Linked DNA regions of Homo sapiens: region 1 is linked to region 2. Evidence: read pairs that join two places in POLR2A ChIA-PET (ENCODE). Cell type or tissue: OCI-LY7. All regions are shown on one strand. Links, peaks and the distances in the headings refer to the core of each region. The heading gives the core; the rest is flanking DNA.

The links. Peaks named below come from ENCODE experiments on the same cell type or tissue, not always from the same donor. Only the 100,000 strongest peaks of a DNase experiment are listed, where the experiment ranks them.
Region 1: POLR2A ChIA-PET joins it to region 2 with 7 read pairs; 14 of 35 experiments call an interaction of 5 or more read pairs at or near these places.

The regions. Positions count from the first base shown.
Region 1 is chr1:42,914,160-42,919,531 of GRCh38, forward strand. No RefSeq gene overlaps it. Among named protein-coding and RNA genes, the nearest start is that of SLC2A1, 42 kb to the right of the region's middle. In OCI-LY7, for the core only: no CTCF peak of the experiment used is centred there; no DNase peak of the experiment used is centred there.
Region 2 is chr1:42,977,696-42,983,067 of GRCh38, forward strand. The region is part of intron 3 of SLC2A1-DT (SLC2A1 divergent transcript); the gene reads left to right. Among named protein-coding and RNA genes, the nearest start is that of SLC2A1-DT, 21 kb to the left of the region's middle. In OCI-LY7, for the core only: no CTCF peak of the experiment used is centred there; DNase peaks (open chromatin) are centred at 2,916 and 3,356.

The DNA.
Region 1 (5,372 bases), core at 194-5,193, 63 kb before region 2:
AAAACAATAACTGAATTGAACAATTCACTAGAAGGGATCATAACAGATCTAATTGAGCAGAAGAAACAATCAGGAAATTTGAGACAGGTTATTTGAAATTACTGAGTCAGGGGAAACAAAAGAAAAGATGAAGAAAAGTTAAGAAAGCCTAAGGGACTTATGGGATACAATATATGATCCAAAGAAGCCATCCCTGAGACACATAATAAACTGTCAAAAGTCAAAGAGAGACTCTGAAGGCAGCAAGAGTAAAGTGACTCATCAAGCACAAGGGAGCTCTTATAAAATTATCAGCAGATTTCTCAGCAGAAACCTTACAGGACAGAAGGGAGTGGGATGATATATTCAGAGCACTGAAAGAAAACCTGCCAAGCAAGAATAGTATTCAGGAAAACTGTCCTTCAGAAACGAAGGACAGAAATTTGGTTTCCGGTCCAGCATGTAAGGAGCTTAGAAGGTAACACTCCATCTAAACAGGTTAAAAGGCTGAGCAACAATAACAAAACCAAACAAAAGCTGAACAACTCTTCTTAGATTTGTTAGAGGAATGAGACCACTAGGCAGATTGCTGCCGCCAAAATTGGAGAGACAGGAAATACAGGCAGTCACAAGTTACTGGAAATGCAACAGATGAGCAGAAGCCTCTACAGGAGGTTTGAAAACAGGAATAGGAAAACCTAAACTGTAACTGCCCCAATTTTTGGAGAAACAGTGTGGACAACTCAGAGAGTTAAAAATTCCACCAGGGGCCAGGCATGGTGGCTCACACCTGTAATCCCAACACTTTGGGAGGCTGAGGTGGGAGGATTGCTTGAGCTCAACAGTTTAAGACCAGGCTAGGCAACATGGCAAGACCCCGTCTCTTTAAAAACTTTAAAAATTAGCTGGGTTTGGTAGTGCACTCCACTAGTCGCAGCTCCTCAGGAGGCTAAGGCAGGAGAATCGCTTGAGCCCAAAGGGGTTGAGGCTGCAGTGAGCCATGAGCATGTCACTGCACTCCAGTCTGGGTGACAGAGCAAGACCCTGTCTCAAAAGAAAAAAAACATTCCAGGGGTACTGAGTTATGGAGATGCCCCAACACTTTTGTGATTTTTACCTCTCAGAGCTCTACCAGATCCTCACAGTAAATCTCAGAGAAAAATCCCTTCATGCTTCTAGCAGAGGGAGGGGAAATAAACCATTTTGCAGTATGCCAAAGCATTCTGTTGTTTTTAAAAAGGTCTACCCTCAGGAGAAAGAATTTTGCCAGAGCCTAACCTACCCCAGGGAAGGGAAATACCCAACTCCAGCAGTCTGCAGCCTCCCACCTGGGGGAAAGGAAATACCAACTCCAGCTTCCTCTAAGCTTCCCTGTAGGAGAAGGGAGATACCCAACTTCAGTCTCCTCTAGTGGTTTTGCCCCCACCTAAGGGGAAAAAACAAAAGCTGAGAAGCACTGGTGAAGTTCACAGCCTAGACCCAAAGCCTCACCAAAAAACTGAGACCTAATAATAGAACTGTAGAACACTTCTCCCTCCTGCAACACCGCACTTCTACATTACTAAAGATCTATATCTTTTTTTTTCCCCCAAGACGGAGTCTCACTCTGTCGCCCAAGCTGGTGTGCAGTGGCTCAATTATAGCTCACTGTAGCCTCAAATTCCTAGGCTCAAGTGCTCCTTCTGCCTGAGCCTCCCAAATAGCTGGGACTACAGACATGCTTAGTTAAGGTTTTGTTGTTGTTTGTTTGTTTAGAGATAGGTCTCACTCTGTTCCCCAGGCTCTAAAGGCCTATTTACCACAGTTCCATTTACCCAGTACAAAACTGCTCATTTTTTTCCAACAAAAAAATTAGAAGGCACATTAAAAGAAAAAAAACCACAGCTTGAACAAATAGTGCAACCATCAGAAGCAGACACAGACATAGCAGGGATGTTGGAATTCCCCTAATCGGAATTTAAAACTACTATTGTGTCTGAAATTGGTGGGCTCTTGGTCTCACTGACTTCAAGAATGAAGCTGCGAACCCTCGCGGTGACTGTTAACAGTTCTCAAATGTTGTGTGTCCAGAGTTGATTTCTTCTGATGTTCAGACGTGTTCAGAGTTTCCTCCTTCTGGTGGGTTTGTGGTCTTGCTGGCTTCAGGAGTGAAGCTGCAGACCTTCACGGTGCTACAGCTCATAAAGGCAATGGGGACCAAAACAGTGGGCAGCACCAAAATTTATTGCAAAGAGCAAACGAACAAACCCTCCACACCACAGAAGAGCAGCCAAGCACATTGCCACTGCTAGCTCCGGCAGCCTGCTTTTATTCCCTTATCTGACCCCACCCACATCCTGCTGATTGGCCCATTTTACAGAGAGCTGATTGGTCCATTTTACAGAGAGCTGATTGGTCTGTTTTACAGAGAGCTGATTGGTCCATTTTGACAGGGAGCTGATTGGTGCATTTACAATCCCTGAGCTAGACACAGAGTGCTGATTGGTGTATTTACAATTCTCTAGCTAGAGGTAAAAATTCTCCAAAACCCCACCAGATGAACTAGACACAGAGCACTGATTGGTGCATTTACAAACCTTGAGCTAGACACAGAGTGCTGATTGGTGTATTTACAATCCTTCAGCTAGACATACAGTTTCTCAAAGTCCCCACCAGATTAGCTAGATACAGAGTGCTGATTGGTGCATCCACGAGCCCTGAACTTGAGACAGAGTGCTGACTGGTGCATATACAATCCTCTGGCTAGACATAAAAGTTCTCCAAGTCCCCATCCAACTCAGGAGCACAGCTGGCTTCGCGGAGTGGATCCCGCTCCAGGGCTGGGTGCGGAGATGCCTGCCAGTCCCGTGCCATGCACCTGCATGCCTCAGTCCTTGCACAGTTGATGGGACTGGGCACTGCGGAGCAGGGGGCGGCACCCGTCGGGGAGGCTGGGGCTGCGTGGGAGCCCACCGCCACAGGGCTTGGGCATGGTGGGCTGCAGGTCCTGAACCCTGCCCTGCAGAGAGGCAGCTGAGGCCTGGTGAGAATTCGAGTGTGGCCCAGGCCGGCAGTGCTGGGGGACCCGGCGCCCCCTCCGCAGCTGCTGGCCCGGGTGCTAAGCCCCTCACTGCCCTAAGCCAGCGGCGCCAGCCGGCCACTCTGACTGCGGGGCTCAGAGCCCACACCCACCCGGAACTCACGCTGGCCCGCTAGTGCTGTGGGCAGCCCCAGTTCCCGCCCGCGACTCTCCATGCTCACCTCCCTGCAAGCAGAGGGAGCTGGCTCCAGCCTCGGCCAGCCCAGAGAGGGGCTCCCACGGTGCAGCGGCAGGCTGAAGAGCTCCTCAAGCATGGCCAGAGCGGATGCCAAGGCCGAGGAGGTGCTGAGAGCGAGCAAGGGCTGCTAGCACGTTGTCACCTCTCACTATGATTAATACGTTAAGAGCTCTAATGGAAAAAGTAGATAACATGCAAAAACAGATGGACAATTTAAACAGAAAGATAAAAATTATAAGAAAGAATAAAAAAGAAATGATAGAGATAAGAAAAAAACCACTAACAAATGAAGAAAGCTTTTGATGGACTCATTAGTACACTGCAAATGGCTGGAGAAAAAAGAACCTCTGAGCTTGAGGATATGTCAACAGAAACTTTGAAAACTGAAAGTGAAGAGAAAAAAGACATGAAAAAAATGAGAAAGAATATCTAATTACAAAAAGTATAATATAGGCATAATGAGAATACCTGAAGAAGAAAGAGAGAAAGGAACAACAGAAACATTTGAAGCAATAATGCCTGAGAATTTCACCAAATTAGTGCCAGACACCAAACCACAGATCAGGAAGCTCAGAAATAACCAAGCAAAATAATGCCAAAAACAAACAAACAAATAAACTACACCTAGACATATAATATTCAAGCTGCAGAAAATTAAAGATGAAGAAAAAATTTTGAAAGAAGCCAGAGGAAAAAAGCCACTTACCTATAGGGGAGCAAAAATAAGAATTATATCCAACTTCTTCTCAGAAATCACGTAAGCAAGAAAATAATGGAGTGGAATACTTAGTGTTGAAAGAGAAAAAGCCAAAAACCTAGGATTCTATACACAGTTTTAAAGCAATCAGATTAAAATAAATAATAAAAATTATATCAGCAATCAATGAATTGAAAACAGGAAATCAATAGTGAAAATCAACATAACCAAAACCTGTTTCTTTGTAAAAATCAGTAAAATCATAAGGTTCTAGCAAAGCTAACTAAGAAAAAAAGAGAAAAGACATGAATTACAAATACTGAAAATGAAAGAGAGGAGATCAATTCAAATCCCATGGATGTTAAAAGAATAATACATGAATATTATGAACAACTCTATGCCCACAGATTTGACAACCCAGATGAAATGGACCAATTCCTTGAAAGACACAATCTGTTAAAACTCACACAAGAAGTAGACAATCTGAAACAGGCTTGCATCTGTTAAAGAAACAGAATCAATAAATAATAAACTCCTCAAACAAAAAGTACTAGGCTCAGATGGATCCACTAGTGAATTCTACCAAACATTTAAGAAAAAAATTATACCAATTTTCTAAACATCTTCCAGAAGATAGAAACAGCTCATTCTATGAGGCCAGTATTACCCTAATATTAAAACCAGACAAATACATTACAAGAAAACTACAAATCGATTTGTCAATTTAAAATAAATAAATAAATTTAAAAGAAAACTACAGACAAGTATCTCTCATGAAAATAAATGCAAAAATCCTTAACAAAATATTAGCAAAGCACACCCAATGATGCATTAAAAAAATTATATACATGACCAAATGTGATTTATTCCAGGCATGCAAGCCTGGTTCAACATTAAAAACACAATTGGCTGGGCGTGGTGGCTCACGCCTGTAATCCCAGCACTTTGGGAGGCTGAGGCAGGCAGATCACCTGAGGTCAGGAGTTTGAGACCAGCCAGGCCAACATGGCCAAACCCTATCTCTACCAAAATACAAAAATTAGCTGGGTGTGGTGGTGGGCACCTGTAATCCCAGCTACTCCGGAGGCTGAGGCAGGAGAATTGCTTGAACACAGGAGGCAGAGGTTGCAGTGAGCTGAGATTGCCCCATTGCACTCCAGCCTGGGTGACAAAGAGAGAGTCTGTCTTAAAAACAAAACAAAAACAAAAACAAAACCTGAAAAAACAACCCTCAATTAATGTAATCTATATGTAATTACATCAACGGGCTAAAGAAGAAAAATCAAAGGCCAGGCGTGGTGGCTCACGCCTGTAATCCCAACACTTCAGGAGGCCAAGGCGGGCAGATCACAAGGTCAGGAGATGGAGACCATCCTGGCTAACGCGTTGAAACCCCATCTCTACTAAAAATACAAAAAATTAGCCGGGCATGTTGGCAT
Region 2 (5,372 bases), core at 108-5,107:
CAGCCCCCAGTGTGTGTTGTTTCCCCCTCCCCAATGTGTCCATGTGTTTTCATCATTCAGCTTATAAGTGAGAACCTGCAGTGTTTGCTTTTCTGTTCCTGCATTAGTTTGCTGAGGATAATGGCTTCCAACTCCATCCATGTCCCCACAAAGGACATTATCTTGTTCCTTTTTATGGCTGCATAGTATTCCATAGTGTATATTTGCCACATTTTCTTTATCCACTCCATCCCAGATGGGCATTTAGATTGAAGAATCTTCACTTTTTAAAGCTTCTCAGGAAATTCTGATGCCCACCCAGAATTGGGAACCTTTGCCATGGAAGAGGGTGGGGGGATATCTTTAAACAGGAATAGGGTCCATTGAGATGCCCACCCCAGACCTCCAATATATGGGGAGAGAGCTTGAGAAGGTGGGAAGTGTGTGTAGGAGACTCTGACCCCCAGCCTTCCACCCCTCTCCAAAGCAGTCCCACACTCTGATGTTTACCACCAGGGCTGACCCCTGGAAGTGCCTCTTCCCTATAGCCCTCTGGATCCAGCAAGGACAGACAGCCTTCCCTCCTTCCTTCCTTCTTCCCAACAGTTTTTGAGCCCCTCCACGATGTGCTGAGCATGCTGTTGGGTACTGAAAGTGAATAAAATAGGTAGTTTCTCCCCGCAACCTCCTGACCTAAAGCTTTGGGTGATTCCTGCTGTTTTGGCTCTGCTAAGCATGAAGTGCGTGTCATCAGGCATGTGGCTAAGCACAAGAGAGCTGGGACAGGAGTCCACCCTGGGGGCTCAAGCAGTGGCTGCAGGGCTCAGTGGTCCAGCCTCCAGGCCCTGTGGCTTCCTGGTTCCCCCTTCTCACAGGCCCGGTCTCTTGTCCTGGCTCTAGCCTTGCAGGCCAAACTCCCAGGCCGTGCCCTCGGTGCCCCCTACCAGGGGGGTCCTGGTGCATGGGGTAGGAGTGAGCTGTGCAGCCGCCTTCCCACCTCATCTTACACAGGAGACAACAACATTGGGTAAGGTCTGAGCAACTCTTCCCAGGGGCAGGGTTAAGGATCATTTCCTCACAGGGGTAGCAGAAACAACAAACACAAGGAAATGACAGGGATGCCGAGGATTTCAGAGCACACAGCTCCGGTCCAGGACGGACTCCCACAGAGAGATGGGGGGAACGCTCCCGGGGCAGCTTCCTCACCTCCCTCTTGGAGTCGGCTCTTGTGTCTTCATGCTGTGTTCTGTTGTTTCCTTTCATCAGGATCCCTTGCCCACACCAACCCCACCCACACCATCACCGATGGCACTGTTTCACTCGCTCATTGCCATTCATTTACTTCTTCCTTTCTCATTCAACACATAGGTACCATGTGCCAGGCACAGGATAAAGCCATAGGCAATATACAGCCTCATGTGGTGTTCCCAGTTGGATGGGGTCACCAACACAATCAGACAGCTCTAATATAACATGATAATTGCCACTGTGGAGTTGTGCATAGGGTGTTATAAAACCAAGGAGTAACCCAGGGAAGGCTGATTCTTGAAGAATGAGTAGGAATTTATGCAGCGCATACCAAGCAGTGAGAATAGCAAATGCAAAGGCACGAAGTTTGTGATGGCTACAGCATGGCAGGTTCAGGGGAGCAGAGGGAGTGGAGGCAGGGAGATGAGCAGGGGCATCCATGAAGGGCCTGGGAAGCTGGGCTGAAGAACTAGAACTTTCTGCCTTAGGCAGTGGGCAGCCATTGGAGGATTTTAGGGAGAGAAGGGACATGGTCAGATCTGCATCTTTTTTTTTTTTTTTTTTTTTTTTTTTGAGATGGAGTCTCACCCTGTCGCCCAGGCTGGAGTGCAATGGCGCAATCTCGGCTCACTGCAACCTCCACCTCCCGGTTCAAGCGATTCTCCTGCCTCCCGAGTAGCTGGGATTACAGGTGCCCGCCACCACGCCTGGCTCATTTTTTGTATCTTCAGTAGAGACGGGGTTTCACCATGTTGGCCAGGCTGGTCTCCAACTCCTGACCGCCCGCCTTGGCCTCCCAAAGTGCTGGGATTACAGGCGTGAGCCACCACACCCAGCCAGATCTGCCTCTTAGAACAATGCTATGGAAGTTGATTTTGGGGAATGGGTGGAAGAGGCAGAGGTCAGGCAGAGTGTTCAATAAAGAGGATCAGACAGGCCAGGTAGGAGAAGCTGATGCCTAGCCTAGGACAGGGCAGGTAGCTCAGCAAGTGTGAGCACCTCTCAGTGTAAGAGCTGAGGTGGGAGAGGGGCAGATGGGCTGTGGAGCTGGCCACACTAAAGGCAGCTGTGTGTTTGCAGGGCTCAGGACCAAAGGGAGGCTGAGTCAGGAAGGCACTCCTGGGCTTCTGGCTTGAGCAGGCTCAAAGTCAACAGATGCAGCTGCATCTGTGTCTAGCGATTGGGAAGGTCCACAGCAGGACTCCAGCTCATACCTGGGAGTCAGGGCAAAGTCCAGCCTAGGGAAGAGCCCCCAAGAGCCAGGCTGGGTGTCAGGTGGGGCCCTTGTCCTGAAGGGAGAAGAGACTACAAGGTAGAGCACCAAGCACACCTGGCTCTGGCACCTTTACGTCTCTGGCCACTTCTCTCTTATGGCTCCCTGTAACAATGAGATACGGACACCTGGAGGCACCTGGGGCTAGTTTCTTCCTCATACCTGCCCCGCTCCGATGAGGCTCCCTCCAGGCTCCGCATCTTGACTTAGTTACAACCTGATCCTGAGCTGGGACCCAAGGGTGTCCTGCTCCTGGCTCCAATCTCCTGGTGAGGATGAACTTTGGTTTGGCTCCACCTGCTCAAGTGCCTTCGGAAGTGTGCCCACCTTGCCAGCCTCGTCAGAATGCAGTCTCAGGATGATGAAAGAGTTCAGGAAATGCCACCCCAAGGTACGTCACTTTGGACTTCAAACTGAGAGCATTTGAGGAACAGCAAATGCAGGGAGGGACTTTCTCTGAACTTCCCTTATCTGCTTCAAGATAAATCCTCCAAAAGGAACTCAATGGTTATAACTCCCCTCCCCAGGAACCTCATCAACCAGAGAAGAGTAAACTCAGATCACAGGACAGGAGACTGGGGGTCAACACCACCCCCAGACAGACTTTATCACATATCACCTATTCTTCTGAAGGCCCATTCATCTTTCCTCCAAATCATTTACTCTCTCCTAAGTTGCCTGAACCCTCCCTCCGCTCACCCCCTTTAAGAGGTATATATGCTCTCACTGAGGTTTAGGACATTTGCTTTTCTTTCATGTGATGCCCCCATGCATGTAGTATATTTGTGTACCTTTTCTTCTGTAACTCTTTCTTCTACTGTCAGTTTATTTCATAGAGTCAATTACCGAACCCTCAGAGGGTAGAGGGGAAATCTTCCCTCCCCTGCAGTGATGCTCTGGGACTGCCAGACACCTGGTGTCTAATAGACACCAGAACTCACTCCCAACAGCCCATTTGGGCAATTAGTCGCTCATATGATAAACATTTTTTTAAACCCCCAAAGTGTACCAGTCCTTGGACTGAAAGCTGGATTTACAAGGTCAAATCAGATTCAGTCCTTGTGATAGAAGAGTTCATAATACAGTGGAGCCAAACGCATGAAACATAACACAGCCTATTACAACACAACGCGACATGACAGCTTCACACATCCCAACACAGGATACAAGGGCTCAGGTCTGGTTTCTAACTTCTGGGGCCTCAGCTGAGAAAAGGGCAGCTCCCAGTGAAAGGAGGCTTATTAATTAGGGAGGGAGCTTATTGGAATGTCAGCAGTGGAATGCAGAGGGGAAGAGACTCTAAGTCAGACTAGCTGCTTCAGTCCTGGCACCATAATCTTGGATGGATGACAGAACTCTCTGTGCCTTAGTTTCCACATCTACAAAATGGAGAGAATAATAGTGTGTATGTCATAGGGCTTAAGGATTAATTGAGATAATACACGCAAAGTGCCTGGCACAGTGCCTAGAAGGTATAGCAAGCACAATAGCATTAGCTGTGTGGTTCTTGTTGCCATAGAATTATAGAACCTGATTATACTCTTAGGTTCTTGGAGTCAGAGAACTGTAGAATCATAGAACCCTAGGACCTTAGAACCTTAGACATAGAGGTTTATAAATATATATAAATATAACGTGCACCAGAATATTAGCTAGGAGGGTGAAGAAGGGAGATCTCCCCATTCCTTCAGATTGAGGCGAAATGTCCTCTAATGCCTGAGTTCCAGGGCTGTCACATTCAGTTGCTCAGGTTGTACCTAATATACCTCTAAAGAAGGCCATTCACATAGACTTCGATGTGAATGGAGTTCCTTAGACGCAGCATGACATGCACCATTGCGTGAGAAAGCCCACATTTCTCCCAGAGAAGTCGGCTAAGTCCCAGGGGGCTTACACTTAGTACCATAATCTCTGCCTCCAGCAAAACATGCTGGCTTTGTCCTGAGCCACACTGACCTGAATGTGATGAAACTGAAACTTGGATTCCATATAAAAATAAAATCACTCCTGCACGTTGTGCACATGTACCCTAAAATTTAAAGTATAATAATAATAAAGTTAAAAAAATAAAAATAAAAAAATAAAATCACTCTCCTTAAGCATTCCCAAGAGCAGATTACACAGAGGTCCAGAATGTTCTGGAGAGGTATCACATCTTGTGAAGCACAGCTTATTGCTACCCAGATGTACAATGAGATGTGAGCTATTCCTCCCTGACCTGTCATCTTTCTGCTCACTTCTCTCCCTCCCTCCCAATTTGCTCCTCAGGAGCCCAGGCATAAGCTATCCCAGGCTCTTGGTGGGGTCTTAACTCAAAGCCCTTATCAAAGCATTTTCCTCAACAAAAGTAGTTCCTTTTCCTAACAGGAATTTGGGCCATATGTTTAGGTTGTAATTTTTGTATGCCTTATCATATTTAGTGCCACTTATAAAACCTGAGACTCACAGAATTTTAATAGCAAATAATCTAAGAAACAAAAATTTTGGAATAACCCAGCCTAAGGACCACAAGTTCTAAGAATTGTGGAGAATTTCAGAATCCCAAAAATCTTAACAATTAGAAGAGGCCTTAAGGGGTCATTGAGTCCACACCTTATTCAACACAGGCATCTCCTCTGCAACATTGCTGGCAAGTGCTGATACTGCCTCTGCAACAACAACAAAAAAGCATACTTCTGAGAAAAATTGGAAGACAGCTTGTTATCTGAACTATGCGTAGACTTGAATAATCTATTTTTGTTTTTTTTGAGATGGAGTTTCGCTCTTGTTGCCCAGGCTGGAGTGCAAAGGTGCGATCTCAGCTCACCGCAACCTCCGCCTCCCAGGTTCAAGCGATTCTCCTGCCTCAGCCTCCTGAGTAGCTGGAATTACA